2 separate regions of the Homo sapiens genome follow, and region 2 is linked to region 1. Evidence: read pairs that join two places in POLR2A ChIA-PET (ENCODE). Cell type or tissue: K562. All regions are shown on one strand. Each heading gives the region's core, and the rest is flanking DNA. Links, peaks and the distances in the headings are about the cores only.

Evidence for each region. Peaks named below come from ENCODE experiments on the same cell type or tissue, not always from the same donor. Only the 100,000 strongest peaks of a DNase experiment are listed, where the experiment ranks them.
Region 2: POLR2A ChIA-PET joins it to region 1 with 5 read pairs; 4 of 35 experiments call an interaction of 5 or more read pairs at or near these places.

Annotation. Positions count from the first base shown.
Region 1 is chr5:90,546,754-90,549,682 of GRCh38, forward strand. No RefSeq gene overlaps it. Among named protein-coding and RNA genes, the nearest start is that of ADGRV1, 11 kb to the right of the region's middle. In K562, for the core only: no CTCF peak of the experiment used is centred there; a DNase peak (open chromatin) is centred at 1,608.
Region 2 is chr5:91,370,018-91,372,946 of GRCh38, forward strand. It overlaps ARRDC3 (arrestin domain containing 3), which reads right to left. Exons shown (of 8, transcript NM_020801.4): 8 at 1-1,439. The coding sequence ends at 1,383. Among named protein-coding and RNA genes, the nearest start is that of ARRDC3-AS1, 8.9 kb to the right of the region's middle. In K562, for the core only: no CTCF peak of the experiment used is centred there; no DNase peak of the experiment used is centred there.

The sequences.
Region 1 (2,929 bases), core at 319-2,818:
AGAACTCCGTTTTGTTTGGGAATATTCCATGTGAGATTGCTCTAATGCAATGCTAAAACTGTGTGTTTCTTCATGGTACTCTTTGAAACACAATCTCAACCTTTTTTCAGAACCCTACAAAAAAAAAAAAAAGAAAACTTGAAAAGAATTTTTGTTTTCTGAAAAGTGAGACAATTTCAGTGTAAGTTTTCTGATATGACCTGACATTTACAAGTCACAAAGTATTAAATCTTTGTAGAATATGTATATGCATTTCAATATGATTTGAAAGGTAGAGCACTCCTAACTTCAAGTCTAAAACTGTTGGCAGAGATGTTTGTGTCAAGTGGACCAGGCATCCACACATAAGATGTAAACTTTGCAAGACCTTGCACAATCTCCAGACACACCATAAGTCAACCCTCTTTTCTCACTGGGCTTGGTTTTCCCACCCATGAGGGAATAGACAGTGGGAGCTTTGTTTGTAGTGTCTTTGTTTGCTTGCAGCCACTGGTAAAACAAACATTACTTCAGACTGAAGAAGTCCTTGGTTGAGCTTGGGGGCTCTGGGAGAACTTTTCCTATATCCCAACACAGATGACTTCATCAGGTTATCTGGTGTAGACTCGCCCCACTTAGGATAATTGGATTGCAGCATCCTGTGCATATCCATGTAGGACTGGATGTTTAGTGAGAGACTCCCCACCCATGGGAAGGGATCTGAAAGAGGAATATTGAAGAGAAACTTGCCCTCTTTCACTTTAGCCTGACTCTATCTGTCAATGAAGCTTCAAAGGCACTTCAGGGTCTTGTCAGGCAGCATTATAGTCTTAAAAATTTCTCATAATTTCATCTTTGGACAGTACTGATGAGCTCTGCACTGGACATAAGCCACTGAGGGCTGAAAATGTACACAGTGAATCCTTGAATTGAGAAAACAGTCTCATTTTGTGACCCAATCTACTAGAAACTTACGTGATTATAAAAACGTATTTGAAGAATTCTCAGTATTTTGCAATAGAAAGGGTCAGTTTTATAATTTTAAATTTGTTGAATGGTGAAGGCATTAATGCATGGAAGTGATTATTAATAAATAGAAAGGTTTGGTAGATAACATGCTTCTTGTTACTTCTGTTTCAAGATACGTTATATATAGAAGTGGAATTTAATATGTTTTATATCATAGATTTAAAGATTTTGTACCAAAAGATTTATACCGTCCCCTCATCTCCATCCCCCCCTCACATACCTCCCAGGAAATTAACTGTTTGAACTCATCGTTGGATAAGTTTACCACAGCCCACAGAATATTTCTGGAAAATTTAAATTCTTTTTTACTGTAGTCTCTGGAATGTAAATGCAAGCTTATTATAAGATAATTATGCAAGGAGTGGAAACCTTATATTCTATCCTCATAAATAAAGTGTAGACAGAAATAATAATCTTGGCTCAACTGGAACTCGAAGTTAGGAATGAAGGATTTGTTTGCCTTGTCTCCTCCCAAACCTCAAGTAATAAATCTCAAAAGCTTCAATATTGATTCAACAAAATGAATGGCTGAGTCATTTCAGAAGGACTCTGACAAGTGGACAAACGCTGCCATGGCGACATTTTGATATGCAGCGTGCTTACTGAGCCTGGCTGGCTTCCTCCCCCTGCCATTAAAGCAAAATGACAAACCATGGGAAGTGCCACACACAGCGTGCCTAAACCAGAGGCAACTGGGGGTGAAAAACAGATTTAATTAGCTGTTCTCAAAAAGTTAAAAACTGGATATACATTTATGTTTGATTTATGGAGGAATTCCTTTTAAAATGTGAGAAAAACTGCTCTGAGATGTGCTTCTTGCTAAGAAATAGAAACTATTATTGATTTTAAAGTCTCAGACAGCATTCTCTGTAAATGTTTTGTAAACATACTTTGTAGGATAAAATATTTTTAGCTTGGAAATACAGATTTAAAATATTTCCCATAGGACATAAATTCTACTCAATTCGTCTTTTACTGAATAATGTAATAAAGTATTACATGTGGCCAGTAAAAAAAAAATACAATATGTGTAATCACATACTATTACTGCTGCATATATTTAGATTTGTAAGGAAATAAATGTCGGAAAGTAATATGTATACTTGGATATTACTTGATCTTAATATTCATTTGATGGAGCTACTTAGGAATTACATATGTGTTCTTTTCTTTATTAGTATAAAGTATATCAAGATATATTAAAAGCAGGAGCAATTCACATCAATGAAAAGATGTTATTTTAAAACTTTTAGTGGGAAATTGCTATTATATATGCGATTATGTATTTGTTAACTTTATTTATGTATAATTAACACTGTAGTTTTTTCAATATTGAATTGGTTAACTGAGAAGAAAAACTGTCTCAATTGCAGCTAAAATACAACTAGAGTAGGCAATAACTGTTTTGTTTTATTTTGCTGTTTTTCTGTTTGTCAGTTATTAAAATCTCACTATGTAGCAGACTTCACTATCTCATTCAATCCACACACAAGCCTGAGCAATGAGTCCTAGGAGACTCTCTATTTTGCAGATAAGGAAACTAAAATGTGAAAGGTTAATAAATTAATCTAAGTTCACTCCACCTATCTACACTATATGATCTCTTGACATCATCTGGACCTAACCATATTAAATGTTTTTATTTTTGCTATTCTATGGCTTTAGAAATAGAAACCATACTAGTGACTGATATCACAAAGTCTCAGACATCATGTTCTATAAATAGACTTCTTGAAAAAAACATTTTTAACTTAGGAAGGTAAAGATTTAAAATATTTGCAGTAGAACATGAAGATAATACTTAATTTATCATTTGTATTTTACTTATTAATTTTAGAACATTTCATGAGAGTATAAAAATTTAGATAGCATTAGGAGATATACCTAATGTTAAATGAAGAGTTAATGGGTGCAGTGCACC
Region 2 (2,929 bases), core at 1-2,500, 820 kb after region 1:
CAGCAAACGTTCTAGTATTTTAAATTTTGAAGTTACTTTTGGAATAAAGTCGAGTTTTCATGCCATACCAAGCTTGAGCAAGACAGCAAAGGTACAAATTGAGCTCTCTATTCATAACCTCAATGTATGTATTCCTGCTCATTAATATACTTTGCACCAGCAAAAGCGATTTCCAACATATGTGTTTTGGAGGTAATTAAGTAACTCTGTATAAAAATAAATGCACTTTTCCCTCCTTTCCCCAGTGAATGGAAAACTTCCATACTTTCAAAATAATAATAAAAAAAATAATTTTTAAGAGCAACAGCCCTCAACTCTTTGCTGGTGCCTGCCATACTGCCTTTCTTCACTCCATTCTTAGCTCTGCTAGTTTCTTCTTGTATGTCATGATAAAAAGGGAATGTGGGTGTGTAACTTTTGTGTATGTCCCGTTTCCAAATTTCCCTCTCCAAAAAGCCAACCAAATAAACAAACAAACAAACGAAAAAAACAGTGCAACAAAACACAAATAGCATTCCAACAGTTTGGCAAGTGATGCGTTCACCTGAGATTAAGTGATTTTAGGCAGTCAGTAACAAAATGCTGCTTTGCTGTAATAGTAGAAAGGCAACAAATTCTTAAAAGAAACCAAGAAGGTATACAATCTTGACAGTCTCTTATTAGCTTCCTCCTCTTATCTCTTTTTTTCCCACATTATCTGTTGCGTATCTACTACAGTAGGCTGCAAAACATACAGCAAAAAGGATTGGCTTGAAGGCATTTGATGTTTGTAAATAAATCCACAATTGGATCCAAGCTGAAGAGGTGATACATAGTCAGCCTAGTAGACAATTCTGAGCATGTGCATACGCAGGTAAAGTCCAGGCTATATTAAATAAAAAAAAATGTCAGTGCGTTTTTTCATGTTAAAGTTTTTTCAAAGCTTTGTTTTGTTCCTTGTTGTGCTGACCACAAACAAGTTTTAAGAGTATCAAGAGTCTGGCAAAAATAGAAAAAAAAAAAAAAAAAAAAAGAAGCTGTAGTGACGTCGAACCGCACAATGTAAGCATTGAGCATGTGCAAATTTTCAAATCAAAAGAAGGAAATCATCCCTCTTTACAACGTGATGTCTTGACACGTACGACCATAGGCTAAGAAGACTGCTCTGAGTATGTGCCAGTTTTAAAAGAGAAAAGCTTAGATCTTCAAGCATGTTGGAGCAGTCTCAGAATGTTGCTGTAGGCTTCTAAAGCATGATCACTGGTTGTTTCATGTATTCGCCATTTTTCTGGGCAAAAGTAATTCCACTTCCTCTGAAACGTGTCTCCAAGATACTTCTCTGTCCTCAGCCGGAAGAGATACAGTTCGGAACCCACATCAACTTGATTCAACCAAGTGTTCCTTCAACGAGAGGGGCAGGATGGTCTATCATCTGCTGACTGATCAGGATTTGGATCAATCTAGAAAGAAATGAGAAAAAAAGTTTACAGAGTTATTTCATGAGGTCTAGGAAGAATGTAGCAAATGACTACAATTCTGAATACTAGTCAAGAAATGTAATCAGAGAGCAAACACAGCTTGTTAGCATATTATATCCAATTATTCTCTTTTCATACGTGAAATGCTATGTGGGGAGGAAAGGGTGTTGGTACCTACAGTACCTGATATTTAATTACTAGATTAACAAGCTTTATAAAGGCATGTCTGAATAGTCCCCTATTTCACAAAAATTAACAGTAAAATTTTATCAGTGAATGAAGACTTTTACTCAGTACTTTAGTAGTACTTAATTAAGACCTAAATACACAACGTAGAATATCTTCATAGCAATCATCTTCTTTTGTAAAGCACCCCTTTCATCCTTCTACAAAAAAGTTAACTCATCGCTTCCTCTGACTTTGGAAAAATGAAATCGTATAAACAATGCTCTTTGTTTATACAATGTGCAAACAATTTGTTTACTCACATGAACAATGTGCTTATGTGAGGTAATAACTCATGGGTGTAAAATCCCACAGAGGGCCAAAAACGCAGTGTATCAGGAAATAAAACTGCTGAACCCAAAACACTCAAGAGGTTTCCTCCCACCTTCTTTATCTTCAGAGTGACTTTTATATGCACATATTTTTAATGAAAAGTTGCTTCTCAAGTACAAAGAGAATGGTCATAGAAAAGCAAATTGTTGGGTTTAATATATTTTTTACTGAAAGAGCTTTTGGACGAGACCCCATCCACTTGCATCTAAATGTGGAACAACCCAAATTGCCTCAGAAGCTTTAGGTAAAACACATTTTTGAAGGAAAAAAGCCAAATAACTTTTAGTTAAATCACACCCTGAACATATTTTAGGGTTTTAAAAGTTGTAAATTATCTTTAGTGCTTTTTAAAAGGAGGCAGAATTTTCCCACAAATTGCTTAAAAGTGAACTATACTTAGATTGTCATTCTTTTTAAAATGCCTCCTTGGACAGCCAGGAAGCCTCAAATCAAGCCAGAAATGACTGACTTAATAAGCAAGACAGAAATGTCCAAGTAAAAATGTAATGACAAAATCTGTAACAAGTGGCAGAACACTTTTAGCATCTAATAGAAATTGTATGTATTAGAAAATAAATAGAAAAAATTATGTCTCATCAATAATTCTGAATATTCTATAATCAATGAATGAAGAAGATCTCATATCATCACAACCAAAGGAAAACTGACCCTTCCAGTTATGGTGTTAATAAAAAAAAAGAGAAATATGATGAACAATCCCCTAATGTTTAATTTGGGAGTAATATTTCAGAGTAAAACAGCTATGTAAATTACAGTAACCAAAAGAAAAAGCTGATTCTAGTAATTTACAGAATTATTTTGGTATCAAAACCAACTCCAAAACCCCTTAAAAATGTGTACTAGTGGCTAAAGTCACTCTGAAATATCCTGAAATTACTGGACACCCCACCTAC